7 separate regions of the Mus musculus genome follow, and all the other regions are linked to region 1. Evidence: chromatin contacts called from ENCODE Hi-C data. All regions are on one chromosome and are shown on one strand. Each heading gives the region's core, a stretch centred on a gene start or an enhancer-like site at or near the end of the contact. The rest is flanking DNA. Distances are from core to core; before and after follow the strand shown. Region 1 holds the start of Gsdma (gasdermin A). Region 2 overlaps Cobl (cordon-bleu WH2 repeat). Region 3 has its middle 8.1 kb from the start of Cobl. Region 4 has its middle 140 kb from the start of Gm22789. Region 5 holds the start of Pom121l12 (POM121 membrane glycoprotein-like 12). Region 6 holds the start of Sec61g (SEC61, gamma subunit). Region 7 has its middle 83 kb from the start of Sec61g.

Region 1 (4,396 bases), core at 933-3,432:
ACTGTCTTTGGCACATCCACATCTCCCTCTACTCGAGCATCCAGCATATTCTTAAAGCTAAAGTTGCCACTGTCTGTCGGATCTGTGGGAGGGAAAAGACAGAAGTAGCTGAGCTGAGAGGTACCCCCACTCATCAGCACCCCCAGAGAGAACTCTGGGCTTGGTGACCCCTAACCATATCAGTGGGGAGAGCTTGAGAATCTTCCCTGTGGTCAGGATGGCTGGCCCTGGCCTCACAGCTCTGGGTGAGAGGCTGACCTGAGGGGGAGCTGCCCGGCTCCAGCACATCCAGGAGAGTGTAGTCGGTGTGCACATAGCGGGCTCCCCAGAACAGTGTGCTCTTCCTCTTCCTCAGCACCAGGCAGAAGGGATGGAAGCGTTTGAAGTCGATGAGGCTGTCTAGGGGTGTCAGATCCCCTCGAGGGTTCAGCTGTCTAGCCAGGGCCCGGGTGACATTCTCAAACATAGTCATTGTCTCTGTGGAGAAAGAGATGGACAATGTCCAGGCAGCCGCTGGGGTCGTCAAGACCTGGTAAGGACTTTGTAAGAGGCTGTCACCAGGCTTCACTCCTAGAGTAGAGGGGAGACAATTAGAGCATCTGGATGTTGGATTTGGAAGGAGCCCACGGAGTCCTTCTTTTGTGATGGACAATCCCGAGCTCTAGAGTTCACATGGCTGACACAAGATGCCGGCTTTTCCCTTTGCCAAGGGCTCTTTTCTCATTCCATGTTCACTTCTTCACAGAACAGAGCCCAGTTAGAGTCTGTCATCAGCAAGGGAAGGGAAGTGTCCTGTCACACTAAGGGACAGTTGAAACTAGGACCTGTGGACACTAGGGAAAGAAGCAACCGCACTGGGCCCAGGAGCCTGGGCAGTCAGAGCTGGGCAGCTTCCCCAGTTGCCCTTTCCTTGGCAAGGCTACACTTGTTTGCACCCTCCATTTCCTTCCCACCCACCTCCTAGCAACACCAGTATAAGTGGGCAAATTTCCTAGTTCCTCTCTCCCAACTACTTCTTTGCCTTTGTTAGTTCTGCTTACGATATATCCCCTTTCCAATAGAAAGAATTCGTATTTGTCCTATAAGACTCAACTGAAGGACTGGAGAGATGGCTCAGCAGTTAAGAGCACAGACTGCTCTTCTGGAGGTCCTGAGTTCAAATCCCAGCAACCACGTGGTGGCTCACAACCATCCATAATGAGATCTGAGCTACAGTGTACTTATAATCAATCAATCAATCAATCAATCAATCAATCAATCTTTGGACTCTGAGCAAGCAGGACTGGAGTAAGAAGGAAAAAAAAAGACTCAACTCATGTCACCTGCTCACCCCTTTACTCCTTTGGGCATTTTGGTGACTCTGCCTGCATTCCCAAGGCATCTTGTATATCCACTTCTGAAACACCTGCTAATTCATCTTGTTACCATCCATCTGTTCACCTGACTGCCTTGCCTACTCAACTGTGACTTTCCTGAGGGCAGGAAATGGGCCTGAGTCACCTCTACAGCATCAGCACCATGTCTGGTAGAAACAAGGATAGAAAGAGTGAGCTTGGTCCTGGGAGACATGCTGGAGGGAGAGGGACCAAGAGGATGTGGGGCCTGCAAGGATCACAAGTTTGACAGTTTAGGACTCTGTCTTTGAAGTCGAGGTATCTCACCTGGGGATCCAGGAGACACACCCAGGTTTTCCTGGTGGGTGGAAGAGATCAGACACATCAGCTAGCCTCCATGGGCCTCACCTTTCTGTAGTACTTGACAGAGGCAGGGAAACAGGAAGGAGCACACAGAGATGTTGGGGCCATCCTGCCATCTACAATATACTTTCCAGCCCTTGTTCCTGGAAGGGTTGGGATGGCCTATGTCCCTCCAGAGACCAACTGAGTGTACCTAGAAGGACCTACCCTTCACCAGAGTGGCACTCAAAGGGCTGCCTCTCTTCTCTCTAAGGCCTACTATGAGTCCTACCCCCAGTAAAATGCAGGGAGATTTATGGCCATGATAAAGGATAAGAAATCCCATGCCCATTTGGCCCCAACCTTCCCCTGGTTCCCCAGAATGTCCCCCTGCCTCCTCAGCCATCATTGATCTTACCAGGGAAGGGTGATGCTGGATCCTGTCTGGCAGCTGGTGTGTGGTGAGGAACCAGAGCTCGTTCTGTCTATAGGGTGAGGGAATGACTGGCTGTCCTTTATCAGGACTGGCTGCTTTATGCCTCCATGGAGGCGGGGATGTAAGCTCCCACAGACCCCGCCTCCCACAATGACCCCACCCCTTTTTGTTCCACTTCCAGGAGAACAGCATCAACCTGTTTGAAGTGCCCCGCCTCAGGTCCTGTGGGGGTGGGTAAAAAGATGCCAGGCAGGTGTCTGTGTTGCTGGGGCTGAGACAGAAAGAAGGGGGACTGAAAGTTTGCTTATAGACTGGGGAGGAAGGGAGGCAGTGGGAATTGGCTGTGTGCGTGTGTGTATGCACTTATGCTTATTTGTGTGTGAGTGTGCATGTGAGTGTGTGTGTGTGTACTCATGCATGCGTGTAATTGTGTGCAGGGGTGATACAGGGTGGATCACTGCCCTGATGTCATCTGGAAGCACCTGCCATTCATCTGAGGCCTTGTGGAAATGATAAGTGATAAGAAATCCTGTATGTTCAGGGACTACAGGCAGCAGAGCAGCTGAAAATCTGCCCTTCAACTTTGTATGCATCAGCCTGCTGATTCTTACCTCTCTCTATGTGTATATGTGCCTTGGCTACACATGCATAACTTGGTACCAGTATGCACAGAAGTCTGAGGAGGCAGGATAGAGTGAGCTCATATGGCCTTCTATAATTTGGAAGCATCTCTAAGTATATGGAATATATGCTCACACACAGGCAGAGGTGGATCTCAGCGGTGAGATGACGGACAGCCCAGGATGTATGCTGTGGGCGTTCAGCTGTCTCCCTGTAGGTCATTCAGGAACTTTCTCTCTCTCTCTCTCTCTCTCTCTCTCTCTCTCTCTCTCTCTCTCTCTCTCTCTCTCTCTCTCTCTCTCATGTTAGTGCACTGCTGCTCTCTTCAGACATACCAGAAGAGGACTACATATTCTATTACTGATGGTTGTGAGCCACCATGTGGTTGCTGGGATTTGAATTCAGGACCTCTGGAGGAGCAGTCAGTGCTCTTAACCTCTGAGCCATCTCTCCAGCCCCCATTATCTTATTAAAGTTGCTCCTTGGAAATCACTTAAAAGAGGATTCTACACACACAGGCAGGTCTCTAAATTACAATTTATGTGATTTACTGCAAGGCCATATGAAGAAGCAGTTTCCTGGAGATTTCCTTAGGGACTGGTAGGAGTGAGGAAAGAGTCTCACACTCTGCAAAAATATCTTTAAAACTTTATTACTTTACTTTCTCAGAATCCTTCCACACTTTGTTCTGCCTCTCTGGTCCCCATCCTTCACCCCTTTTCTTTCCTCCATTCCCTTCCACTTCTCACCTGGCACAGCTATCAGCATCTTAGACAGACAGCTCTAGCTCCTGTTTGCTGTCAGGTGCCCATCCCCCTTAGGAAAGGTGGAGTTGGGTTCTTGGGTGTGTGGGATGGTTTTGTTATATGACAGTACAAGTGCAGAAGTGTGGTATTTGTGTTATACAAATCTGTTTTTCCTTTCCCCCTAGTTTTCTGTCTCTGTTTCTTTAAACCACTACAATGTAGGGCATCTGAAATCTTGTATATATAGTCCAGAGGTTGTGTGAACACCTTAATTAGCTCTGCAAAGGTGGCCCAACCAACCATTACCTCGGTCAGACATTTGGAAGTCTCTTCCTAGAGTGTGCCTTCCTCTGGCGTGTGATGACCAAGGTTTCTTGTCTCATTCGTCTTTGAAAGATCTGTGGAGCAGCAGCTGAGCACAGTCACACGGGAGTCTGTTTTTCCTGAAAGCCCCAAGTCTCCCGATCGGTTCTTTCCTCTGACCTGGCATCAGCTTCTCTTGGCGTCCTTCCTCCATGCAGATCTCTCTCCAGCCTGATGTCATTCTGCTTGTCCTGCCTCCACCTCATTTCTGTCTTATTGCCCCATTTCCCCAACCTGACTAATGGGATTCCAAGGACCGGGCTTAGAGGGCTCAAAGAAGGAAGGAGGAGGAAATGAGACTATGTTTAGGCGTGTCCCTGGGCTGTTGGACTTCACATGCAGATGCCCTGGCCTTTTTACATCCCAGAACTCCTCGAGGGAGTTTACTTATTATCAGAGCTGGTGTGTGTATGTGTGCGCATGCACATGTGAGTGTGTGTGAGTGTGTGTGCTCGAGAGAGTGTGTGTGTTGTGGATAGTTACACGAGTCATGATGCACTTGTGAAAGTCAGGACAACTTTGGAGTCAAGTACCTCCTTCCACCTTTATGTTGG
Region 2 (4,396 bases), core at 567-3,066, about 86 Mb after region 1:
TTCTGTTATTTTAAACAGAGTTTCCATTGCCCAAAATAGGCACAACAAACTTTTGTTTTTGTTTGCTGAGGGAGGCATGCTATCATTCAGGATACCAGGGGCAGACAATGTGAAAACATAGCAACCCAGAGACACTCTGATTCCATAGGAACATTTTCTGAACCAAGACCCAAGTGCTGGGTGCCCTTTAATTCCCTGTCAAAAATATGACACTTGATAACCTCACTGTGACTGTGTCTCAAAATAGGGACTGGGCCTCACAGCAGATGTTGGGGCTGGTGAAACCTGAGCTGAGTGGCCCAACAGGCTCTGTGGGAACTGGAAACACAGCCTCTCTGGCTCTTTGTCTACCATCTCAGAATTCCTGCATCCCATCCCTAGGACTCAGAACTGCCCAGAGATGCTTTGGATTCCAGATCTACATACTCACTTCCCAAATAACACCTTCAAGAAGTCTAAGCCAAGATCACCACCAATAACAACAACAACCCTTGACAACAATGAAGCAAGCTCTGTCTCATTGGACTTGTTTGCCTAGTAAGGCTGGCATCATTGAGATTGATGGATCAATTGACTGGAGGTTGGGCATGAGCCTGTGAGAAGCATTTAGCTTCTCAGGCCTGTTAGAGTGGGGAAGGAAGAAAAGTGGCAGATACTGTTTAATGGTTTTTTAAAATACTTTGTTGTGTTTGCTTGTGTGTAAGATGCTCTGCACTCCTGCATGCCAGGATCCATTGTTTATGAGCTCTTGTGCTGCTCCAAGCCTGATCGTGTGTCCCATCTGCTCACCTCACTATGCCCAAGCCCTCCCTAGTTCACCAGGAATCTCACCTGTTTGTGGGGTGAGTGAGGAAGCACCAGGTAAAGAGGGTGATCTGATGCCCTATCTTTTGTGTCGTATGCTATTAGGGGCCAGGACACTTATTACTGTGGCCCAGGATCCCCGATGCAAGCCCATTCCTAGTGTCTGGATATGGGATTCTGTGTCGGCTCTTAGGTTTCAGCAAGTATGTAACACAGATTGCTCCATTTTTGCGCTATGTTGCAGGGTTATATCTGAAGGCTTAGGCACCAGGAACTGAATATATTCTGTGGACTTTGAAGATTAGTTTCCTGCAGTCTTTCCTTGATCCCCATCATACAGAGGTGAAAGAGAAGCAGTAGCAGGGTATATTGCTGGGGCACTTATGTTCCTAATGGTGTAGAGATTTGAGCCTGGTATTAACTTTTCCCCAGTCGCTTCCTCAGGGTCTTATTTCCCTGTCCCCTCCCTCTGTGGGACACCTTTATAGGCCACACCATGACTCTGTTCTTTATAGCTTCACTCCTTTGTTTACCCACTCAGTGGGAGCTGTAAGGGGATCAGCAGAGACTTACAGCCATGGAGAGGCTCCCTCCACCCCCATATGTAGAACCACCAAGGATCTTGTCATGGCTGACGCGGGGAATGATGGAGGTAACACTGGAGTCTTCACTACAGCAGACAGAGCAATCTGGATCTGGCCCAGCAAGGAGTGGAGACTTAGACATTTGTACCATGGAGGATGGCTGGATGGGAATTTTCTAGAGAAGATCCATCTTTGACTTGAAATGATTCTCAGAAGTTGGTGAGGCAGGTGACAGAGACAAGAGGCAGAGGCTATAATGCTGCTTAGAAAGCTCTTGTCTGGATTCCATTAGGGGATAAAGCACTATAGATTTAGATACTCGTGTTGGGTGTGTGTGTATATGTGGGGGCAGGGGTTGTTTCAGTGTGTTTGGTGTTTATCATGAGGAAGATTAGAGGAGATGGCCTCTCCCAGAGGATGCTAGGCACCTACTCTCTACTTTCCTAGATCTACTCTGGAAGTGACCTTGGTCCCCAAGGGTGAGAGGATGATCACAACTGTGGAGGTTTGTCAGCCAGGTATGCCATTGATGTTGGTTACACAGCAGTCTATAGAGAAATGCACACAGCAGTCAAAGGTAGAGGAGAGCTGGGAAGGATGGCCAGATTCCCATCAACACAACTGCCAGCTGTGCCTTCATTAGTGTCCTCAAGCCCTTGACTGCAGGAGAGCTGAGACCCATAGGCATATATCTGCTTTCCTTTGTCTTTTGGATCAGCAGTAGCTCTTGTGATTATGGGACAGGACTGTGAGTAGAACAAAATGTATCTTTCAGGCTTGAAAAAAATATACTGCCCCTTAAAGACAAGCTGCAAAGATATAACAAGTTTCTGGTTGTACAGCTTAGGAAAGAAGAAAACTCCTTCAGGAGAAGGTTCTACATCATAGCTGAGAGATGATAGGAAACAGTGCTATATGCAAATTCAAGAAAGCTTAAGCATGTAAGACTGGCTGGCAATCTGGAGGGATGACTCATCTCTCCAAAAATACTCAGGCATCTTCCCCATGGGAACGCCTGTGTGCCTACACTGCCAACTCCCAGAGGTTTGCACACTCTTTGGGAGGGAGAAGCAGGTGCTATCCCGCATCCTTACTCCATAGGAACTCCACTTTTCCTCCTGCATACGTCCTCTGTTCTCCTTTGTGTTTTTTTAATGGGTCTAAATTGGGTGGGGGAGAAAATTCCCTTGCTGTCATTCTGCAAAAGGCCTTGTGGGCTTTTTGCTGGGAGCACAGGCGGTGAAGTACTGCATCCATCAGACAACAAATGTCACTGTGCTCCTTTACCAGGCCTGGTGAACTCCAGTGGAATCTGTCCTGCAGCTTCTGGGGCTGCACTGACTATCGTAGAAAACCCACTTCTAACTAGGGTGAGCAAGTCATCTGGCCTGGGCATGTACCCATGCATTGGCCTTTTCTGCTTGTTTTCTTTGTTGAGAATGTTTAAGCCTCAGTAAACTAGTATTGTCTTGTTTTTGAAAGGAGATACTCCTTTTCTGGAATATTCAACAATACAGAAACTCTAGTTTTTATCTGATCCTGGCTCAGCCCCAGGGTGGAGTATTTGCTGATAATAAGTCATGCACACTATGGGCTCTTTCTGAACTTACTAGGAGTTGGGAAATAGCTATGAGACTCAGCTCTCAAATGTTCCTCTTTGAATATGTACCTGATGTCTGGTGAGATATCAACATTCCCATATAGACTAGCCCCTGGATTTAGAGGCTGGTAAGGGCTAATTGCTTTTGTTACTGTGGGATAGGGAACCCTATCAGGAAAGTGAATCTTTTTATAGCGAGTTACTGAAAGCTTCCTCCAACCCAGGTCAAAACTAAAATTTTATTGTGAAAAGCATTTCTTAGTTTTCCGTGTGTTTGCTACGTAAATGAGCCTTCATTGTGCACCTGGAAGAGTGGGCCAGTGTTCTACTCTTACACAGATAAAAAGGTTTTCCTTTAATCCCAAAAGAGTAAAAATACTTGTGGCTAAATAGTGGTCATTGAGCATTGCCTGGTCCCAAGAGGAGTCATCTCATATAGTCCTCCTGCAAACACCACTTGATAAACTTCCACATTTTTTGTTCTGCTCTTAGGGAAACAGGCCTACGAATTACAGTGGTTTGTCCAGGTAGAGTCACCTGCTGGAGGATGCACAGCATCCGAGAATTTGCTGGGTTGGATCTGACATTTTAGTGACTCTGCAATAGTGCCCATTACTTGGTTTGCACTTATAAGAGGGTATCCTGGGGCTGGCTTCTAAAAGACAGCACCTTTCTCTTGCCCTGAAATGAGGTGTTTTGTGGGTAAGCTTATATCCCCACATTCATTGAGAGATGTCGTAGACAACACCTCTAAATAGCTTCTTGCAGGCCATAGTTTGGATGTGGTTTCTTATCTATTTCATACATGCTTACTCTAGGCCTTGCTTATCTGGATCTTGAATATCTGCTCAGAGTTAGATTTTGTTTTAAAACTCAAGGTCAATCATGAACACAGTCTTGTTAGAGAAGGAGCCCTGAATGGTAGAAGTGCTGAGACCTGAGAGAAGGTCTTAAGGTTGCCTTACCTTGGGGCCCTGTCAGTCAGCTTGATTTGCCAAAACCATGTTCACAGGAAGAAGATTTGGTAGACCTTGCTTTTGAAAAGTGTTATGGGTGTGGTTATGTGTTCAATGGAGGTTTTGGCCTTAGAGGTATTGATGAGCCCTCAGGATGTAACTGGGGCCTGCCTCAGCTCAACTACATATTTGTCATCAGCCTGGGTATATACTTCCATGTTTCTTCAAGTTTAGTTATGCCTCCATTTTTTTGGAAATGATTCAACAAGTTCCAACCATGGAGCCTTTGTGGTGGGTATAGTTAGTTCTCGGGGGGTACTGATTCTGTTTATAAAGCTTGGCCATAGTCTCATTAAAGGATGAATCTGAGTGTGTGCTGGAAACCTGGTCAAATGGTGGCCCTCATCCAATCCCTATAGCTTCCCCCACAGGGCACCATTATGCTAAGACAG
Region 3 (4,396 bases), core at 1,142-3,641, about 86 Mb after region 1:
TTATAGTAGGAAGCAAAACAAAACAAAAACAAAGCAAAAACAAAACAAAACAACAAACAAACAAAAACCCCTTCCAGTTCTGTTTGTTGTTTGTGTGTGAATGTCTGCCAACTCCACAGAGAACTTTTTGAGGGAAGGCATGCAGACATGGTAAGATCTCCTTCCCCTGAGTTTTGTTTTGAGGGAGGCTGGATCCTCCATCACCACTTCTGTCATTAGGTATCTGAGATTCTTGAAGGTCTTTACAAATATCACTTGAGAAAATGTTTGTTATTACAGACAAGGTTCTCTTGGTTTCCCTAGTCAATGAGTTCAAATATTGCCTGACTAGCATAACAAAGAGCATGCCCTGTCGAGATTCTACTTTTTAAAAAAATTCCAAAGCACTCATAGCTCTGAAACTTCCCCCCAAGATGTTCTTTCCATACTTCACAGATCAGTGCTCCTGCCACAAGTGTGGTTTCCCAAGATCCTCCCCTTTCAGTCTATCCCTGCTCTGCTGCCTCTGATGAAACCCTCTGCTGGGGATTCCTTCCATGACTTCATGGTACTATGATGTAGCTCAGATGCTGATCTGCCCCACTCCTGTTGGAACTAGGGAAGACTAGAGCACATCCCAAAGTATGTGACAGAGTGCGAGGTTTCACATCCCTTCCCCCAGCACAACCCACCCTGCCTTGAAACTAAGAGCATCAACTGTCCTTGACCTTCCTTGTTCTTCTTCTCCTTCAACCCCAAGGATAAACTTTTTATAGTAAGTTCCTCAGCTTCTCATGACATGTATGTCTTGACAACCCAACTCCCCGTTTTGCCTGGCATGCTTGGTCCAGCCTGAGGCCAAAGTATACATGTTGTCCGTGAGCCCTGTTAAATATTAAATACTTGGAATGCAGGATTTCAGAAATGACGCTCTCCTCTTTCTTCTTCATAAAAATGTAGAGTTTTGGGTTTACTGAAAAGATGACAGTTTTCATTCAGGTTAGGTTCTCATAGTTTGGTACAAAACACTACTAATATTCAAAACAATAAATAAAATTCAGAAATGGAGTTCCTTTCACCAGTCCCTTCATTCTTGATCAAGTTAGGCAATAGTTTGTGGCAGTGAGGCAATTGTATAAGAGGGAACACTGGTAAATCTAGTTTTGGTTTTCAGGATAACTTTAAAGTGGAGAACTAAATCATTATGGAGGGCTACTTTTATATGTTGAGTACTGAGATTTGCTTTCTGCTAACGTTTAACCAGATGATTTCTCTGAGGCAAATAGTTTACAGAGACAGATCACACACAGGCCCAGGTCAGAAAGTCCTCTTTAGTCAGAACTGCTTGGATGCCTTTTCTGTGCAGGCTCATATTTCCGGAAAACCCTGCAAGGAATCTTACACGCAGTTGCATAATCCTCATGTGGGTTGAGGGTGGAGGTATAATGTTATATAAGTTCACCCTGACTGCACATCAAGGCAGAGCAGCCAGGAGATGCTTCCCTCAACAAGAAGCAGAGCTCCCAGAATGAGCTCATCCATAGAAAAATGGTGACAGCTGGTGGCTTAAATAAAGCTTCGTGACAATGTGGCAGGAGAGCCAACCTACACATTCTCTCCATTTGCTGTTTGTCAGTGAGCACAGCACACACTTTCCGACAAATCCTAAGTGTCAGTGCTACTTCTGTGTTGAATCATCGTCTGAAGAGCTGGGCAGCAGGGATACATGAGAGCAATTGTGCTTTCGGGATGGTGAAGAGCCTAGTGTGAAGGGTAAGATGCCAGGGAACAAGCCCTTGCTTTGTGCAAACAGGTGTAACTTTGTAAGGCTCCCCAATTTTGGATTTTTCTCACCTGTAAAATCTTAACAACAATAGTATCTGTATTTTGTGTTGATTTTATTCAAAGGTACGCTGAGGATAGACCCCAGATGAGCACACTATCATTGAGCTATTATTATTCAAGCCCTTTCCGTTGCTTTAAAAAACTAAGTCATTACGATTTTCTAAGAGGTTTATCATGGTGTCTAATCATTGTATTTTGATTTTGTTTTGCTTTTTGCAGTGCTAGATGCTGAATCTCACCCACATGCTGGACCCCACAAATGTCCACTGCCAGCCCCTCTAGCCACTGCTTTTAAGTGTTAACTTTTGTTATGTATGATTCAATAAATTTGGGTGTAGTGTCCATTGGGTAAATTAAGTTATTATAATTATTACTCAAGGAGAGGAAGAGACAAAAATGTGTATACCGTTTGATTGCTGGGGATGTTTCAAAGAAAACAAGGCTAAGCAGAAAGATAGATTCAGCTCACTCTTGTGATTTTGAAATAGGGTAAGATAGGAACTTCTCTCAGAAGCTTCAGTCAGAACATCCGGAAGTAATCACAGCCTACCTAATTCTGTTACGGTGCAACTAGATCTCTCTTGGTTCCTATTCTGCCCAGCTTTGTAAGTTTGGAATAGATTGGCCCAACCCCCTGTCGGTATCCCTGATTGTAAGACTCCTATGAATTAGAACATCTCCTGGTGTGTCTTCCTCAATTGCCAATGCTATTTTATAGACCTCATGTCTTGGACTAGCATATGAGGACAACTCAAATGCACTCAGGGAGCAATAGATGAAGCTGCAACCCATTGTTTTAAGCATTTTGAAGCAAAAGCAGGATAAAGAACCAGAAACTCTAAAAGTGGATACCTTGACTTCTCCAATTCCCCTGTGCAGAGTTCTCGTGTCAAGTTACAGCTTTGGAGAAATACTACTATATATGATCAACTTCATGTAGACAATGGTTTCTTAGATATAATACCCAAGTTAAGCGACCAAAGAAGCATATATTAATTAAATCTCATCAAAAGCGTGCTTCAAAGGACAAGAATGTCAAATGAAAAGCCTGTGGATGGGAGATAATTGTTCAAGGTACATATGGATCATAAGGGGCTTGTATGAAGAATGTGTAATGAAGTCTTATACGAGTGACCTAATTTAAAAATGAGTAAGAACATTTGAATTATACATCTCAAAAGAGATATATAAACAGACAATAAGCACATTGTGAGGCTCCACATTATTCATCACAATGTAAGGTAATATAAAAATGCCAAAAGATACCACTTTGTACATATTAAGATATCTCTAATCAATAACTGTCAGCAAGCAATGTCCAGGGTATGAAGAACTAGAATCCACATCCGCTGCTGGATGGTTTGTAAACTAGTGGAAAACAGCTTTGTACTTCTTCAACAGAACCCTGGAAGGAAAAGCATGGGATAACCTATTGATCTGACAATGCTTCTTAGGTATATACCCAAAGACACCCCAAAATATACATCCACACAGAATTTTTGTAATATGTAGCCATGGCAGGGGCATTCATAATGTCAAAAAGTAGAAATCCCCTCAATGTTTATCAATTGATCAACAGTTAAACTCTGTGTGGTTTGTCCATGTGATACTGTTTGAGTGTTTAAAGATCAGGTAACAACACACATGCGCTATAGTGTGAATAAACTTTGATGATATTATCGATATTATCCTAAGGAAAAGAATCCAGTCATGAAAGACTGTGTTGTAAAGTTCTATTGTCCAGAATAGGTGAATTCATAAGGTAGATTAATGGCCCCAATAAGGAATGTCAGTAGATACAGGGTTAATTTGGGGGAGGGGACTACAATGTACTGAGATTAGATGGTGATGGTTGTTATACAAGTCAGTGTACATACAAACCCTACTAAACTGAATTTTTTATTTCTTTTTTCTTTGTATGTATGTATGTATGTATGTATGTATGTATGTGTGTGAGTGTGTGTGTGTGTGTGCATCTGGAGGCCAGAGGTCAACTTTTTATGTCATCCTGTAGTTGTCCTTCACTATATTTTCTTGAGAAAAGACCTTTCATTTGGCCTGGAACTGGCTGGCTGGCAAACTTCAGAGATTCGTTTCTATTCTCTAGCACTGGGATTCTAAGTATGTCTATGCTGGCATTTTTCCTCCTCTTCCTCCTCCTCTTCTTCTTTTGCCTAGATCCTAAATATCAAGCCCAGGTTTTCATGTTTGCTGAGCTGCCTCACCAGTCTAGATTCATTAAAAAGGTTTGCTTTTGTAGAAAAGGAACTATATTTTCAATAAAAGAAGAGCAATCTGTACAAACATTTGACCCATCATCATTAAATAATGATACCATGTAAAATATTTCTATTTCAACAACCTGATTCTGCTCTGTTTACTATATGACTCAGCCCCAGAGGTTTTTGTGGTGGAAGCCTTGTCCCTAATGTACAAGTGTTGACATACTGGGATCTTTAAAAGTTGATTAGCCCATGGATTACTGTTCTTAGAAGGGATTCATGTAGTTCTTTTAGAACCAAGTTTATCTTAGCTAGAGCACGTTATTGTAAAAGAATAAGTCTGGTCCCTC
Region 4 (4,396 bases), core at 1,063-3,562, about 86 Mb after region 1:
CATATATGTGTATCCCTGGCTGTCCTGGAATTTACTGTATTACTATATAGACCAAGCTAGTCACAAACTCACAGATATCTGCTGCCTGCTTCTGCTTCTTCAGTGTTGGAATTAAAGGCATGTACCACCATGTCTGGCAGTTATATTCCTTTTCTTTAGCATGTTATGACTCTTACATTTTTTTCTTTTTCTTTTTTTATTGGACATTTTATTTATTTACATTTCAAATGTTATCCCCTTTCCTAGTTTCACTTATGGAATCCCCCTATCCCATCCTCCCTACCCCTGCTTCTATGAGGGTGCTCACCCACTCACCCATCCACTCCTGCCTCTCCTATAGAAAAGGGTTGTGTTGATTTCTGCCAATGCAGAGAACTACATAATTCTAATATTCAGCTAATAGTGAAAGTAGAGAAGTGTGCTACAAAAGTGTCAGAAGTTGGACCAATTCAAAACAAAACCTAAGCTATTTTAAACTGCTACAAATATTTAGGGTATAACTTTATTTTCCTTGGTGCTACAAGGAATCTACTTTTCTTAGAAATTCAATTTATAATATTCAACATATAAGCAATGTTCTCCACTGTACTTGATGATGACCCAAAAAAACAATATGATTGACATCAGTTCTGAGGGAGCTGGAGGAAGCAATCTAGGAAGAAAGACAGAGACAGGCAGAGACAGAGAAGGAGATAGGAGGAAGAATAGGGGTGGCAAGAAGAACTCACATTTTTCAGTCTCAATAAAACACTGGGAAATAAAAGAATGATGATACCATCAAGACAAAAGATTTTAAATAAAGTCATGTGTCTTTGTATTTGAATGCAGCTCAATATGATGCTGATTCTTGAGAATACAGGGGGACAAAGTTGGTGTATTTTTATCTTTAAGATGTACTTTAATTCTTTCAATTAATTGAAGTGAATGATAGCTGTGGATAGCTAATGAGCTGCAGATGGCCTACTCCAGAATGGCAAGCGGAAAAACATGGCTTATCGGTTCTACCCAGAAAAGATAGGAGTTTATCTCCCTGGCTTTTCTCATAAACTCTGCTGTCTTTCTGAAATATCTCTGGCTCCATCTTCAGAGAAATAATGTGTGTGCAGCCTTGAGAAAGAGAGAGAGAGAGAGAAGCAATCTGAGAAGGAAAAGGCCTGTTTATTAAAGCACTTTGTGCCCATCCTTCCTCTTCAGGGCAGACCAGAGCCTAGACTGTCTGATTCCCAAGGAGACCTTATTTTGTAACCATGGCTTTAAATGCAATAATAATTTTTGTAAGCTAAGAATATATTTGTACTTAAGATAAATGCATAATTTCTTTAGAAAAAATTTCTATAGTGAGTGATATTGTTGAACAGTGTACATTCTATCAGAGATTACTGAAATGCTTTTGAAGTGGAAAAAACAGCAAAGGGGTTATAGTGGCTAGATAGAAAGTTTAAGTATCTTATGATAGTCATTAATCATCTTTGAAGGCCAGATCTGAACGTATAGGAGTCTACTCCAATTTAGAACTGCAAAACATTCTTCCTGTATCCTACACAAGACATTGGGTCCTGAGGATAGATTAGACTGCTGAACGGCTGCAGCAATTCAGATAACAAGCAGCAGCAAGAATAGCCAGGCTGGCTCATACAGGAGTTTTAGCTGTCAGTCACTATTTTGTACAGGTGTCACCTCTGTGAGACTCTGGCTGGCATCATGACAGGTTGCAGCATCCAACCAGTTCTGCAAATTGTATGGACTTCTGTCTCAAAGATTCTTGGGTTCTGAAACAAGGAGTAGGGTATTGTTCAAGGTCAAAGTATCAAGGAGAACACAAGTCTTGGTTTGTCTCTTTCCTTTATGAGGCCCACATTGAAAGAGATTTAAACTGTTTTACTCACAGGATAGCATGGCTTTTAGTGCTACCCCATATAACAGTGCTAGAAACTTTTTATAGGATATCTTTAAAAAGCCATCTCATGATGATTCAGCAGCCACTCACAAGCAAAATTGAAAGTGCCTGCATGCCTTACTATTTCCAATAACCAAAATTTAAATCTAAGTGAGTCAATACTTATATTATTCAGATGTTCCTATAAAAAATAATTAAGACTCCTTAAGTGTTTAGCAATGGTCCAGGAAATATAATGGAGGAAGTTAAGATTTAGCAGGCTATTAATTGAGCTCTTGATAAGGATTCAAATAAAAAATGAGTCAATTGCTTCTGGATATCAGCTCTCACATACATCTGCCTACTTACCAGCAGGCTGGAAGGAAAACCTAAACGTCTATCTCTGTCATCTTATCTCTCAGCTTATGGGGAAAATCTTTTAAGGGATAGTCAGAAGTTCTCAGAGATAGCACGGGGGATAGCTTTGCTTTCAATTCTTCCTCTGGATCATTAATTCCTGAGAATGTCACCACCACCAAATGCCAATCACTGAACATAAAAAGAGAGAATTATTCACAAGATGTTTAGGTCACTTTTAGCTCTGATTTTTTTCCTCTAAAGCTGCCTTGAAAACATTCTCATTCTATTTTAAAAATGTCTTTGCAGCCACAAAAGGCTGTAGCACATGCCTGCCACTGGCTGCTGTGAAGGGAAATTCAAATTCTGGCAAACTGCTGCTTTCATCTGGTCCTTGAACAATGAGGCTGCTTGGAAATTCTCATAACATCTTAGGGAAAAATAAGACATGTCCCTAAATTTAGAAAATATATTTAGCTTATTGCCTAAGTAAGTCTTGATATAACCACTTACATCCCCAGAGAAAAGACAGATCCAGTGTCAACCTAACCTTCTTAGATTAAGATGACAGTGCAAATGCCATGCCTCTCTGGTGAAACCAAGCCACAACTCACATCTGATTTCTCTGCATTTCTCTGTGATAAACAATAATGGTGCCTGACAATTTAAGACCACAACCGGGGTCAGAAAGAAGAATCAATTAAATTGCACAGTAGCATGCTTCAGATTTATTTCATGGGATTTGGTTTTCCTGAAATAACTTACCTTATTTTTCAGTTGGATCCTCACTAAAATTATTGCCAGTTGACATAGCAAATCAAATAAGGGAAATTTTACAAAGCCCTGTCTCCATACGAACAGCTACAGGCAATCAACGGCTGCAAGGAAAAGAATTTACCTTCTCCAGGGTTGAGCTCCTTGTTAGGTTTTCCATTCACAAGTTATCACCCTAAAAGCATGCTCATGACTACAACATTGCATGGACTCAGTGGGAAATATATGTGCATATATGTAAATATGTGTATCAAAAATTATAAAATGTCATGATTTGAGAGTGAGTAGGGGAACATGAAAAGAGATGGAAGGAGGGAACAAAATATAGTGTAAATAGAGTACTTGTGTATAAAACATTAAAATTAAAGTTAAAAATTATTCTTTCTCTAGCCAATTTTACTCACCATATACAAGTATGTCCCACTGTAACCACATCTGACTTTGATAATGGCTTAGCCTTCATTTGATGGTAATAATATCCCTTCTATTCTCAGTACACTCAGCCTACATCTTTCATGTGGAAGAATCAAGTAATAGCTTAGGATACCCCTCTGTCATGTTTTCACAGGGAGCATCCCACAGAGCTCATCTCACACTTGCAATTGCAACTGCTACATCAGGATGCCCTGCTGGGATGGAAACTGGACAGGATAGAGCAAGAAACAAGGAGGGTTGAGTGTAAGGTGAGATCATTCCTGAAAAGCAAACAATACATTTAGTTTATCAAGTACTCTGTCTTCTGGTTGGGTCCTTTAAAGACTTGTTTTATATTTAATTATTCATATGAGGGTATATGCACAGGTGAGTGCAGAAGTCAGAAGCATTAGTTCTCCCTGGAGTGTTGTTACAAGTGGTTATGAACTGCCTAACCTGGGTGAACTCCTGTCCTCTGCATAAATATGCATGCCTAACTGCTGAGTCATCTCCCAATTCCCTTGCTTTAGTTTTGCTTTTATCCATAACTAGATTTTAATATCCTTGAAATTTATCACAATACAAAGTAGTCTATATGGCTTTAAGAACTATACAAACCAGTATGTGATGTTGGCTGACTCTTTAGTTCAAATTATTTCTCCTAAGAGATACTGCAATTTTTCAAATTCTCTTCAAGAGTTGTTCTAATGCAGTGGTTTCTAGTGTTAAAATTCTGTCTTCTCAGAAATCACTCCAGATGTCTATGGTATTTTGCAAGTTACTAATTTGATCTCAGTATCTGGAAGAAAGCTACCAATGCAATGCCCAGGTCCTAGAAGGGCCATATTTCCTACTTCATGCAAGTTTTCTTCCAATCATCATGACAAACACAGAATATAAAGGAAGCAGTATCTCAGGTTGTTTTGAAGGTCTGATCAATCTGTCTTCAACATAACTAGAAGCAAATTCTGCTCA
Region 5 (4,396 bases), core at 1,133-3,632, about 84 Mb after region 1:
CATGTAATGATATTACTTCTTTAGATATGTACCTACTGTGGGATTATGTGGGTCTGTTGATAATTCTTTATGGACTTCTGTAGTTTAGAAAAATTAATCTATTAATTTTCCCTTTCTACCTGCAGTGTTCAAGAGCTTCCTTTTTCTCTACCTCCTAACACTTAATTTTTGTCTTTTTGACAATATTTGTTAAATTTTTTTTTTATCGCCCAGCTTTGATTCCATGATCAAAGTTAACATTATTCCTTTAGAAAATCTAATCCCAATTGGGCAAAGTAACATTCAGAGTCTTTATTGAGGTCTTGTTTCTGTGTGTGTCTCCAGATGAGCTCAACCAGTACAATGAAGTGGCTATCCTTTTTCATGGGAAGGCCTAGAGAATGAGAATTGTGTAAGAATTTTGTCTTGGTGCTGAGGACACTGGCTTATTTGCATGAAACATGTTTCACAATTGATTGAGAAATGAATTCTGGGATGTTCTTCAGTGCCCACTGCTACTCCATGCCCTTTCACTCCAGTGACTGTATTTCTCAGGCTTTTCTTACTTTCCTTCTTTTGGTTTCATAATGTTAGAGCACCTCAGACTCCTTGTCTCATCCCTTCCCTGTACACATTGCACTGTTCTTCTCTCGAGCGTATTTGGCTTTAATTCTTTGTTATACATGAATTTATATGGTCGTGGATCCTGGAGTAATTATCTGGCTGCAGACTATCTAACAGTTCCAGGCTCATTTATTCAGTTGCACAGTTGAAAAATCTACCAGATCAAGAAGATCATCACTCTCAGAAACATGACTGAAAAGCCTGTTTCTTCAAATATGTTTTCTCCTGCTGGTATTTTTCTATGTCAGTAAGCGACACAGAATCTACTTCAGTATCATGAAAAATAAAACAAAAATTACCCAATCCTTCACGTTCCCAGTGATATCAGAGAGTGCACCAGCAGCAACTCATCTGCCTCCTGGACACATGTATGACCTTGCATGGTTCTCCATTCAACCCAGAAATTCTCAGATCTTGAATGACACACTCAGTTGAACTTCTGTTGTTACTACATCAGTTGCTGCTGCCAAGTAACCCACTGTGCAACAAGAATCACCTTTCTAAATCTAGGGACCAGATCCTAGATGTTTTATTGAATGCTAGTTTCTTAGATTAGAACCCACACTTTTCACTATGATTCAAGATTCAATTCTCTCTCACTACTCTCTAGCTAAACTGAGCTAATGATTGGGATCTCAAATAAATAAAGAAGTCTGGGATTAGCTCTTGTCCTGCTGGAAAAATTTTTCATGAAAATCACTTCTCATTGATAATACTGTTTTAATAAGTGTTTCAAGATACAAACTGGGCAAATAAGAAGCAACAACAAATTCCAAGATGTTGATTTGGGCTTAGAGGCAGAGTATTCTGATAGGCATGAGAGATGACTTGGGCTTTGCAGACCAGGTCATAGGTAGGTGAAGCAAGTATTGCAACCCAAACTGGGCTAGAATGTGTGGCCAGGGGGTGAAAGTCTACTGGAGTCTCCAAAGGGGATGACAGAGCTCAGACAAGAATGGAAATCCCCACCTGCCAAGGAGACTCCACAGGCTCCAGTCTTGGGCCCAGGGGGTCGACAGGGGTCACAGGAGGCCTGGGTCTTCTTAGAGCTTTCCATGTGGGGCTCTAACACAGCATGCATGTCTGTGTGGATACAGGGATGGGGGTCAGTTTCCTTCTTGAAGACATTGAAGCTCATGTAGTCGATGCTTTTGTTCAGAGGCCCAGGCTTGGGAACAAAAGAAACAGCCACTCCATTTTTTATCCAGGGTTTAAAGGCTGAAGAACGCTTAGGTTCTGGGTTCTGTCTTCTATTTTTCACCTCTGGGACTTCAAACCACAGAGGTCCATCAAATCGTCTAGTCCCCTTCTTGCACTGGCTGAGAGCTCTCAGCACTGTCTCCTTGGCACAAGGGTCTGGAAGCTCCTCTGGATGCTCTGCAATGCGTGCTCCCTGTTCTAGAGAAGCCAGGGGACTACCTCTGCCCTCAGGAGGGGCAATCTTGACTGTCACCGGGCTGCAGGTCCACCCAGGGTTCCGTACACTCCAAATCCATCGTTTCATATAGGTGTCCCAGGCACTGGAGAGATCCAGGCCCAGGGTGACACCTGTGGGAGGTCTGATGGCAGAGCGCCTCCAGGTTCCCACCACTCTCTGGGGCGTGCGGAGGTGAGCAGGAACGTTGGGTCCATGGCTGTGCGGAACCCACTCAGGCCAAGGCCTAGACCTTCGGTGCCTGGGGGCAGACAGCGATCTCTGAGGTGAGCCCAGGGAGCTGCCCATGTTCACAGCTTCCGGGAACCAAGGACCTGCCACGGGCAGGACCGACCGTTGGCTGTGAGCACGAGCCTGAGAGAGAATTCTGGGAACCCAAACATATTCTGCTGCTTCAAGACATGAGGAACACAGTTCCCACGGGCCTCTCCTTAAGGTGATATGCATATGTTATTCATTCTTACTTGTACCTGAGCGTTATAATCTCTACAAATCTTACATGTTTATGAATACATGTATCCTGTCACCCAGAAATTCGTTCCTAGATATTTTTGCTCCATAGTACTGAGCCTCCTGGAATTCTTTTGTGACCTTCAATAGGAACGGTATTCTGTGTGGAACAGCCTTATGTATCTGCTTCTTTTTCTTTAGCATTGTGACTATAACAACCTTTCCTTTTGTGGAATGCACCTAATTTCCCTTTATACCCTAATTCATTCCATTGCAAGGATAAAGGCATTGGCTCATCACTTACACCAGGTGCACCATGTCTATTAGGGACAATCCTGCATCGGGTACTCAATATACAGTGGTTTGTGTGAACAAACTAGGCTTGGTGAGTCATGGTAATCCCTGCTTTGTCTGTTTAAGAGACAACGGTATTATTTTGTTCCATTATGCGCCATGTAACACCTGACCAGCAACCTCATTCTAATTTTTTCCTTGCCATTTTGAGAAAGAAGGTATAATGATTTTTGGAATTCACAGAAATTTCATACAGGCTATTCACAGAAATGTATTTTCTTTCACTGTCGGAAAAATGAGCACTGTTCATTTGAATGTTCTTAAGAAAAAATAACTAGCTTCCATTTCAGTAAGTGGGGTGCATTTCTATTCGTGCACAATAGTTGTCAAGGTTCACTATTTATCATCTATGGAAATTGTGATGGTAGTCCATAGTTTATGTTTTACTAATGATGCTCATTTCATGTAGACTCCTGTAATATTACCTTCCAAGGCTTCATATATAGCTGTCCTTATTTTTGACCACTGTTTTGCTCTCCCTCTCTGTCTCCTTCCATTTTCTCCATTTTTCAGCTCTCTGTCTCTTTCTTTATGTCTTATTCTCTGTTTTGTACTGAAAGTATATATTTTATAGTTTGGAGACCAAGTTTGCACCACGCACCCCCCCATTTGTTATAGCAAGAGATCCTTGGTACACTAGGAGTGTGCCCTCAAAGGAATTCAGGAATTCCTCATGGGACCCTGGAATAGCTCTCTCAAGAGTTCTGACAGAAACAAGTTAGCCATTTCTTGATGTCTGTGGCTTCATGTGCAAGTTTCACCTACCCTTTTTCCTTATGACACTTCTGTCAATGTGGCACTATCCACACTAGACTTCAACAGAGCCCATTTGATGCAGAACCTCTGATGCCTGTGAGCCTCTATAACAGTAAACAAAACAAACCTTTTTTATTTTGTATGGTAGCCCACCCAATTTATTTCATCATAACAGTAAAGGATAGTCACTGTGTGCACAAAGTAACAAGAAAGATTCTCTAGTCCTACACAACAAAAGTGTTGCTAAGTGATTATAATAATTACATTTGAAAGACTAGTATAGGCTGTGTGAAATATACTACTCTTAAGCATCTTTCATAGATACATGTAAATAGAATACCACGGAATGGGCCACAATGCTAAAGGACAGCATTAAGAAACAAACTAGTTTCTATTTCAGTAAGCATAGTACGTTTTTTATTCTTCTAGAATAGTTGTTAATATTATTCTTCACCATTTATCTTCTATGGGAATTGTGCAGAGACGCACATCAGAAACAAATCCAAGAACAACACAGGTTCTTCCAAGTTTGAAGAAAGGCATGTGGTGGACCCCAATAGAGTTTGTTAAAAATGTCCATGTTGTCAGAAGCTCATAGAGAAAACCACAGTACTGACAAAAGAAAATTTCCGCTCACTGACTAGTTAACTTTCATTTCTCTAAGGTCCTTTTGTAACATTCTACAGAATACAGCTTTGAAAGCAAAAAATAATTCTAGATTATAACATATTTGTCAATCATACAATTCTTTATAATGTCAAGAATTTAGAAGCTTGGTAATCTTCTCAGGAAGTATGA
Region 6 (4,396 bases), core at 822-3,321, about 82 Mb after region 1:
GCACACAGCTCTGGGTTCAACCCCTAACACCACAAATAAGCAAGCAAGTAAGCAATAACAACAATCACATAAATATGGGGGCAAATGAGAAGTAAATACAGGAAATCCCTCCTCTTTGAGTAAGTTTACTGAGTAAGAGGTAGTAGGCAACCCACAGGTCAGAAACAAGATATCATTTCATAAGACTTATATCAGTGGCTCCTCAGCCTGCGGCCACCTGTGGAACTCAGAACAACCGTGTGAATCATTGAAACCTGAGCAGAAGAATAGAAGAATACTACCAGAACTGTCTAAAAGAAAAGGAGACAGAGTCACATGGCATTCACTGGGCTGAAAACCTGGTGAGAACCAACCAAAGTTTACACAGGGAACTGTCACACAGATGCAAAGCAATGCATACACAGGATCCTAGGAAAAATGCACACATAGACTCTGGAAAAGGACAGGATGAACTCTCAGGGTAACCTGGGTTACTAGGTGGGAGGGTAACTGTCTTAGTCAGGGTTTCTTTTTTTTTTTTTTTTTTTGGTTTTTTGAGACAGGGTTTCTCTTTATAGCTCTGGCTGTCCTGGAGCTCACTTTGTAGACCAGGCTGGCCTCGAACTCAGAAATCCGCCTGCCTCTGCCTCCCGAGTGCTGGGATTAAAGACGTGCGCCACCATGCCCAGCTTTAGTCAGGGTTTCTATTGCTGCACAAACATCATGACCACGAAGCAAGTTGGGGAGGAAAGGGTTTAATCAGCTTGCACTTCCATACTGTTGTTCATCACTGAAGAAGTCAGGACTGGAACTCAAGCAGGTCAGGGAGCAGGAGCTGATGCAGAGGCCATGGAGAGGCCAATCATTCTTATTGATTTGCTTCCCCTGGCTTGCTCAGCTTGCTTTCTCATAGAACACAAGACTACCAGCCCAGAGATGACACCTCCCACAAGGGGCCTTTCCCCCTTGATCACTAATTGAGAAAATACCCCACAGCTGGATCTCATGGAGGCATTTCCTCAACTGAAGCTCCTTTCTCTGTGATTACTCCAGCTGTGTCAAGTTGACACAAAAACCCAGCCAGTAAGTAACCTAATTTGGATAATCCTTCACAGTATGCTAGAAGTTTGTCACCTATATTTAGCTGCCCTGTTTTAGTGGTTTTAAAAATCATATTTTTTTGTTTTACTCAGTTCCACTTCTCCTGAATTCTTATGGATTCTGTGTTTCTTTAAACATCATTAATATATGAATCACTCTCCTGTTTTATCTTTTTGCAGTGTTTAATCCTGGGCTTGAATGTGTATATATATATTTGTTTTGTTTTGAGACGTTTTTCATATAACCCAAGCTGTCCTTCAAATTTCTATGTAGCTAAGGGTGACCTGGAACATCTACACACCTCCTATTCTCAAGTGATAGATTTATAGATGCGTACTTATACTGAAACAACCACGAAAAACATAAGAATGTTATAATACAGTAGCTGCATTAACCCCTTTTATATCCAAAGGCCAAGTTATGCCAGATTGACAGTTGTCACTTCCCAATATATGGCTGCAAGCTGAGTTAAAAAAAGAAACTCTAATTGCTCATTTTGAATATACAAAAACAACTCCTTCAAATAGCAAAGAACTAATGTTTCAAGGTAGTGCTTCATGACACTTGCAAACCTGCTGTATCTTTTTTAGTGATTGGAAGAAAATTTTTATAGGTCTTTTAGATACTAATGGTAGAATTATGGTTTGTGCTCCATATGAAAGCAAAGTATTGTAATCTGTTTCACAGTACTTGCCCGAGGTTGCACGTGAAATGAAGTAAAAACTCTTCAAAGCCTACTGATAGAGCCAATCAAGATTATCCAAGCAACAAATCTTAACTCAGAAATGTCAAATGTATTGCACTCAGAGACTGTTAGTACCAGCAGTACATCTAATTCCTCATTGGGGACAAGAAAGTTCTAGGTAGGCGGTCTTAATTCCCTCTATATTCCCATGAATAATAAGCAGAAAGTCATTTTCCGGGAATGGAGAATAGTTTGAATTAGGTCGTTCATACTGAGATGTTTGTTTCATTTTTGATCAGTGACATTATTTGCATGCGCAGCGGGGAGACTCATAGCTGTAGCGCAGACACTCACTCACTAACTAACTAGCGACACTTCGTGGATTTACGTTGAGGCTGCTGGAGAGGCTGCTGGAGAGGCTGCGCCCGAGACCGGGAGGCGAACAATCGGGAACCAAGATCCCACACCGCCCGCCCGTTCAGCTGGAGAGACCCGAATCGCTCAGGTCGGCCTCTGCTCGGGAAGCCGGGAGAAACACACGTAGCACTGCGCCGGCGTAGTGACGTCTCTGCGTGAAGAGCCAATTGAAAGGAGGAATGGGCGGGCTGTGGGTTGCCAGCTTCCGGTTCCGTTGGGCTCGGTTCTCTCCTGAGCTACGTGTCTCTACGCTCTCAATCCGCCATCCAGTAAGTAAGGATTTTCTCATGAGTGGTAGGTAGGGGAAAGCTGGTCTAGGGTTCATGGCACAAAGGGGCCGCGGGATGGGAGGCCAGGGACACGGAGGGACCAGGGGAGGTGAAGAAACTGGAGGTACGAGCGTCCGGTGGGATGATTGGGGCCGGGATCTAAGTGGGCGCGAGATGAGCGGGCCTGGGGGTCGTGGAGATCAAAGGAACCCCCGGGGAAAGGGGCGGCGAAGGGGCCACGGGCTGGGGTCACGAGGACGTCCTTGATAAGCCTGGAGGCCAGGAGCTGGACCTGGAAGCTGCAGAACTGTGGACAAGTTGGCTGAGCCGGGTCGCTGATGGACAGGTGGACAGAGAGCCATTCATTTATGAAAAGGGCAAAATCCAGGCACAGGTTCTACCTACGTAGCCTCAGATGGAATTAGCCAGTCAAGACCTCTAAGGAGGAGGGTTTCCAAAAGTTCACGAACTCAGAGCTTAGCGTCTGGATCTAGGGTTCAGCCTTCTCCCTGAACATCCCCTGCCTGAACATCCTCACACTGTTGGTGAACTCATTGTCTCTTGTGGCTTCCAGAGCCTGATGCTTTGAACCTCTTGTGAAGTTGTGTTCAGGTGTCGAAATTTAAAGTAAAAGTGTTTGATCAGTAGTCAGCATCGAGAAGTCTTAGTGGACTCGTGCTCTCCTCTAACAGCGAGTGCAGTGGTTGGTCTAGTGGTTTTAGGGCTGTTGGATTTGAAGAACAGCTAAATGAAACACCGAGAAAACAGGCGTCCCTTTGCTTTCTGTATCAGGCTGTGAATTGATTTCTTAGTGTGTACCTTAAGTGGTTCAGCTATTTGTCCACTGTTCACGGCTTAAAACTGGGACCCAGCAGGGCTTCTATTTTCTAGCTAGAGAGTGTAATTATCATCTGACTTCTAAGACCTGGAAATGGAGTACAAATACTGTGGCTCCGTTACCAGTGGCTCTCAGAGTCGTTGTATTCTTAATAGAGTTTCAAAAGAACCTCAAAATATTCAAACCTAAACATTTAGCTGAAGGCTTTGCAGAATCTGAATCTTGCCAATTTTTGTTGTTTGGAATATTCATCTGTCTGCCCACCCCAAGAAATCTACTTTTACTTAAATATATTATATGGGCATGACTTCCAGCAACTTGATTGGAGTGTACTCTTGCCTCCATTTTAGGCTCTTGTTACACCATAGTTGGAACTTGTTGTAGTAGATCCTAAGTTTTCAATAGTTTGAACTTTAAAAAGTAGTATTAAGCGTAACTATTTTTTGGTTTCTTAGCCGGAATAGTTAGATGAATGTAGTTGATAGGAAAGGGGGCTGTTATTGCTTAATCTTGTAATGAGAGAATCCTTTAATGAGTGTATGATCCTTTGCCAGGGAGGATAACAACATTGGTAAGATCAGTGCTCGCTTGTTTGAGTCTCGTGCTTTCTTGTATATCATAAAACCACTCTAAATTTAGGCTTGGAAGAACTTTTTTCTTTATGAACTTGGAAGAGCTTTTTTCTTTATGAATTGAATTCAGGACTGTGCTGCCTCTGTGTATAACTCAATAAGTCCTAATATGTGAGAGAATACTACTGAGTGTGTTGTTTTTGCTTTTATTTTTTAAACAGACAAACATGGATCAGGTAATGCAGTTTGTGGAGCCCAGCCGGCAGTTTGTAAAGGACTCAATTCGGCTGGTTAAAAGATGCACCAAACCCGACAGAAAAGGTAATACTATCTTGGTCTTGAGAGTGAGATAAAACACTAAATCTCTGCAGGCCTGGAAGTCAGCTCAATGATGGAGCGCTTGCTTAGCACACTGTTAAAAGGAACATTGCACTGCTGCCACTATCGTGGCCCTGTCTTTATGTCCTTCTTAGCAAGCTGCTTAAAGCTTTTCTTTATGATATGAGATTATTCAGGCCTTATCATACATACCATA
Region 7 (4,396 bases), core at 707-3,206, about 82 Mb after region 1:
TCTGTATATTCTGCTCCTGGTGTGTGTGTGTGTGTGTGTGTGTGTGTGTGTGTGTGTGTGTAACTGCCTACTTAGTTTGATAGTCGATCCTCGTCAGGTTCTGTCACTAGGTGCTAGAGACAGAAGACAACAGAGATGGAGAATCTTACTCAATTCTTTTCCCAACCACCCACCCAGCCAAACCTCTTTGCCCAAACAACCCTCAGATACAATCTTCCTTCCCTATATCTCCTGAAACAGGTTTCTTGTAGCCTCCTCAGAAGAAATGGTAGGCATTTGAAGAAACCTACATCTCAAACAATTTAAAACAGCACAGAGTACCACTGGGAACTCAACTAAAAGTTTTTACACAGCAAACTGAAAAAGCAACTTTTAAAACAAAGTGGAGCCCAGCGTGGTGGTGCACGCCTTTAATCCCAGCACTCGGGAGGCAGAGGCAGGCGGATTTCTGAGTTCGAGGCCAGCCTGGTCTACAGAGTGAGTTCCAGGCCTGCCAAGGAAAGGAACAGATCCACATGCTCTCCTCTGAAGCCAGAGCTCCCACTCTTTGCTGCCCCTGCCCAGGAGGACAGGCCTGCAGCAAGATTCAGGATAAGTACAGTTATCTGTTAGCATTCCTTCTAGGCTCCGCCCAACAGTTACCTGGCAACAGCCAGGTAGGCCTGGCTCACTATAAAAGGGGTTGTTTGCTCCCTCCTCTTACTCTCTAATTTTCTCTGACTCTCTTCTCTCCCTGACCCCTTTCTCCCTCCCTCCCATTCCTCCGCACCCCTCTCCACCTGTTCCTGGACAGCCTTCCCCCCCTACCCCCGCTCTCCCCACCTCCCTTCTCCCCCTCTGTGTGTTTTTCTCTGCCTCTACTTCCTTCTAACCCCCCCCCCCCCCCGCTTCCCATGCCCTAAATAAACTCTGTCTACACTATACCTGTCATGACCCGCCAAGGCACCCCTCCCACCTCACCATACCTGGCTTTATCAAACGTATCCTCTTTCTTTTTATAAAACACAACAGTATCAGAAGCCATCTTGGCAAGGGTGGCCTGTTATGCTCCACACCAGCTTCTCAACTTCTGAATGTTCACATCCCAGGGAGCTTTGAAATATTCTGAAGCTTCTGTCTCTGTCTCTGTCTCTCTCTGTCTCTGTCTCTCACTCGTGCGCTCTCTCTCTCTCTCTTTCTCTCTCTCTCTCTCTCTCTCTCTCTCTCTCTCTCTCTCTCACACACACACACACACACATACATACACACACACACACACACTAGCAGATCCCACGGATCCTTTCGCTTCTGTAGAGCCAGGTTGATAGCTGACCAGCAGTCAGCCTGTCTTGGTCAGTGAGTATCCCAGTAATTTGGCTGCTTCAGCTACAGTAAATGACACTAGAGAAAAGGCATTCAAATGGAATTCTAAAAACATTCCTGAGAAATACCTGCCCAGTTTCAACTTGTCCAGCACTCTCCGCACAGAAATCTCCATGAATTCAGAATACAGATGAGGGACAAATGTAGATCTCAGCTACTAGGGCAAAAAAGCACCTTCAGGGCCCAGCCAACCTGGCCATGCCAGGGGCCAGGAGAAAAGCATTGCGGTTGCCCTTGCTGACTACATGGAGATTGATAAACCTGCAAAGAAAAGACTCCAAAATGGGCTACAGAAGGTTTAATGAAAGTTGAGTAGCAGCAGGGCCAGGTGGTCTGACCACCAACCTGCAGCCTCCCTGTTTGGAAGAGAGAAGGGCATGCCTTACTCACTCAGGCTAAGAAAACCCCCTGAAAACACGTCAGTAACCCTCTGCTCTCCTTTGGCTGCATCCCCCTGGGCTCTGCACTTGAAAGGCAATCTGGCAAGCCTGGTTACTCAAACACACCACGTGCCTTGCATTCCTCACAGGGCTCTACAAAAGGTCTTCCTCCAGCTCTCCATGGCAGCTGTTGCTGCTCCCAGAGCTGCTCCGGATGAGTGCATTCTGACCGGAGCCTGGCCTCCTGCTGACTCACTTGGTTACTATGGCCAAGTCACTCAGCGTCACTACACGCCTGGGTGACCCTATTTATAAATCTCACAGCAGCAAAAGGGCCTTCCTCACCCACAAGAAGCAGCCATGTTCTACTCTCGGGATACATCTAAGACCGGTGCTAACCCCAGGCAAAGAAGTTTGAGTCCTGATCCATTGAAGGGGCAGCTGGTTATAATCATCTTCCTTCAGCCTGCTTCCCACAAACAAACAAACAGAAAAATCTGCTGGAAGTGGGAAACGTTTCCTATGTTGCTAAATATAGCATTAAAGCTTTTCTAATTGTAAGTGTTAAGTAATAGTATTGCTAAAATCTCACACATTAAGTGTGGATAAAAGTGTCGGAAGCTTTGAAAAATCTCAATCTCTAAGGATAATTTTGAGAGTATTTTTCTATTCTGTTTCTTTCACATATGTGGAGTTGTATTTGTAAAAACAACACCGCTTCATCTTCTTCCTTGATTTTTACTCACTTTATTATAATTATGTTTGTCTTATTTCCATGCACTGTAATCTTTTAAGGTTTGTTTTAGAGAAACTTATGTGTTTTATAGAAACGGGGATATGTTTTCTAGAGCACCTTACGATGCAGTAGGAGGGCGTACCTAAGCAAGCCAACGACGAGGCCCCCTCCCAAGGTAGCATAGAGATTATTTGGGGACATGGGAAGGGGAGTTGAGAAGGGAATAGAGGGAGAGAAAGAAAAGAGGCAGGCCAGAGAGCATCGAGAAAAGGGGAGACCGGAAATGGGGAGAGAGGGAGAAAGGGGTCAGTCAAAGGGAGAAGAGAGTCAGAGAGATAGGGAGAGGTCAAACAATCCCTTTTACAGTAAGCCAGGCCAACCTGGCTGTTGCTAGGTAACTGTTGGGCGGATCCTTGAAAGAATGCCAACCGAAACAAAGAGATCTCTACTAATCTGTTTTTCCCTTATGTACTGTAATTTTTTTAAATTTGAAACTTATTTAATTTATTTGATGGAGGTGAAAATGTCTTTTATTTAGATAAGTAGCATCTACAAAAGCCCCTTTACTTATGTTTCTTACAATTTTGTTTACTGCTTAAGTGGTTCCATTTTTTATTTTCTTCCCAGCAGTCAACTGTATTGAAGCCATTAAACCAACTTCCCTCAAACTACAATCTGTGCAAACTCACACAACAACAGCAGCTGCTTCATGCTTAGCTTCCTTCCGGAGACCTCAGTATTCCCACTGTATCGAAGTATCTGAATTACCTGTGAATTTTAGTCCCCTAAGTCAGAGGGGCAACAATCAAGATAAGGGGGCTTAGAGACTTTTTAACAGGTTCATCATTTTCTACATTTTTTAAATTGTGAAGTACAAAATAATATACCTCATAAGAATTTAAATTCACTGGTGTTGAATGGATTCACCAGTAGGGAATTCACCAACATTAATTTTTAGAACTTCATTTTCTTTAACTAATGTTTATTCCATAAAAACAACCACTCCAGCCCCCCACCCCCACCCCCACCCCCACCCCCATTATTCTAGCTGCTGTAGCCTATCACTCTGTTTTCTGACCTGATGAATTTGATTGCAGTTGTCACCCATGTGACATACATAAATTGATTTTCTGTGACTGTTTATGTATCACCTGTCCTCAAGGTTCACCCATATTTTGTCAGAGCTTCCTTCATTTTAAAGCTGAATATTAGTTCGTATACATATCATGATTTTGGTTTACTAAATTGTCTTGTAAGTAATTATGTATTAGTTTTCAATTCTCAGATAAAATTGTGCAAATCATTTCCATCTTGATTTCTTTGGTGACCCGCTTAGCCTCCAACACCATGCTGTCTAATCCCCACTAGTTTGTGTACTTCTGCAGTTTCTCTTGGGATGGATTGCTGCCTTTATGTAATTGTTATCAGACAGGATGTAGGTAGTAGTTACATGTGATCCATGACGGCATTTAACTCCTATTTTTTTATTGTTTATTTTTTGCTGTGATGACCTGTCAATGGATGAGAAGGGAGTCTTAAAATCACCCACCATCGTTTTGCATTTTTGTTTTTAAAATTTATCCTTGTCCTTGAATGAGGGTTTCAGTTCCTCTCTTGTCTTCAAGCCCCGCCAAGGACATTTTGTCCTCTCAGGGATCCAATTCTGCTGGTGAGGCTTTTCCAAAGAGCTTTTTATTTAACTCATAGGATTTTTCATTTCTAGCACTTCAGTTTTGTTTTCCCATCTCTGCTGACTTAAAATTTAGATCATTCTGTCCTTTCCTGACCATTTCCATGAAGCTGTGTGTGCTCTCCAGAACTTCCCAGTAGTTTGTGCCCTCTTTCAGTTCTATGAACTTATTGATAATTCTTGCCTGGAATTTTATCTAGCTCACTCCCATTGCTGGCTGTTACACTC

The links. A loop is a pair of places that touch in the nucleus more often than their neighbours do.
Region 2: a map of T-helper 17 cell shows a loop between it and region 1 (26-fold over the local background). The contact joins the enhancer-like site here to the promoter of Gsdma in region 1. A Hi-C loop is called at or near these places in 2 of 37 maps with a recorded cell type or tissue (T-helper 17 cell and T-helper 2 cell).
Region 3: a map of T-helper 17 cell shows a loop between it and region 1 (24-fold over the local background). The contact joins the enhancer-like site here to the promoter of Gsdma in region 1. A Hi-C loop is called at or near these places in 3 of 37 maps with a recorded cell type or tissue (T-helper 1 cell, T-helper 17 cell and regulatory T cell).
Region 4: a map of T-helper 2 cell shows a loop between it and region 1 (26-fold over the local background). The contact joins the enhancer-like site here to the promoter of Gsdma in region 1. A Hi-C loop is called at or near these places in 2 of 37 maps with a recorded cell type or tissue (T-helper 1 cell and T-helper 2 cell).
Region 5: a loop to region 1 is called in a map of regulatory T cell, with 45 times the contacts of the local background. The contact joins the promoter of Pom121l12 here to the promoter of Gsdma in region 1. A Hi-C loop is called at or near these places in 1 of 37 maps with a recorded cell type or tissue (regulatory T cell).
Region 6: a loop to region 1 is called in a map of regulatory T cell, with 39 times the contacts of the local background. The contact joins the promoter of Sec61g here to the promoter of Gsdma in region 1. A Hi-C loop is called at or near these places in 4 of 37 maps with a recorded cell type or tissue (T-helper 17 cell, T-helper 2 cell and regulatory T cell).
Region 7: a loop to region 1 is called in a map of T-helper 1 cell, with 27 times the contacts of the local background. The contact joins the enhancer-like site here to the promoter of Gsdma in region 1. A Hi-C loop is called at or near these places in 2 of 37 maps with a recorded cell type or tissue (T-helper 1 cell and T-helper 17 cell).

The regions. Positions count from the first base shown.
Region 1 is chr11:98,662,137-98,666,532 of GRCm38, reverse strand. It overlaps Gsdma (gasdermin A), which reads right to left and starts at 2,182. Exons shown (of 12, transcript NM_021347.4): 1 at 2,095-2,182; 2 at 259-477; 3 at 1-82. The coding sequence starts at 472.
Region 2 is chr11:12,392,349-12,396,744 of GRCm38, reverse strand. The region is part of intron 1 of Cobl (cordon-bleu WH2 repeat); the gene reads left to right. Among named protein-coding and RNA genes, the nearest start is that of Gm30596, 10 kb to the right of the region's middle. Within about 2 kb of position 1,816, at least 1 of the 3 ENCODE cell types and tissues checked has a DNase peak (open chromatin) inside an H3K27ac peak, as active enhancers do.
Region 3 is chr11:12,470,883-12,475,278 of GRCm38, reverse strand. No RefSeq gene overlaps it. Among named protein-coding and RNA genes, the nearest start is that of Cobl, 8.1 kb to the right of the region's middle. Within about 2 kb of position 2,391, at least 1 of the 3 ENCODE cell types and tissues checked has a DNase peak (open chromatin) inside an H3K27ac peak, as active enhancers do.
Region 4 is chr11:12,834,778-12,839,173 of GRCm38, reverse strand. No RefSeq gene overlaps it. Among named protein-coding and RNA genes, the nearest start is that of Gm22789, 140 kb to the right of the region's middle. Within about 2 kb of position 2,312, at least 1 of the 3 ENCODE cell types and tissues checked has a DNase peak (open chromatin) inside an H3K27ac peak, as active enhancers do.
Region 5 is chr11:14,597,226-14,601,621 of GRCm38, reverse strand. Pom121l12 (POM121 membrane glycoprotein-like 12) reads right to left here and starts at 2,382. Exons shown (of 1, transcript NM_001164166.1): 1 at 1,306-2,382. The coding sequence starts at 2,326. The coding sequence ends at 1,490. It overlaps 1700046C09Rik (RIKEN cDNA 1700046C09 gene), which reads left to right and starts at 2,397. Exons shown (of 4, transcript NR_045918.1): 1 at 2,397-2,474.
Region 6 is chr11:16,506,159-16,510,554 of GRCm38, reverse strand. It overlaps Sec61g (SEC61, gamma subunit), which reads left to right and starts at 2,071. Exons shown (of 4, transcript NM_011343.3): 1 at 2,071-2,451; 2 at 4,083-4,182. The coding sequence starts at 2,362.
Region 7 is chr11:16,589,202-16,593,597 of GRCm38, reverse strand. No RefSeq gene overlaps it. Among named protein-coding and RNA genes, the nearest start is that of Sec61g, 83 kb to the right of the region's middle. Within about 2 kb of position 1,956, at least 2 of the 3 ENCODE cell types and tissues checked have a DNase peak (open chromatin) inside an H3K27ac peak, as active enhancers do.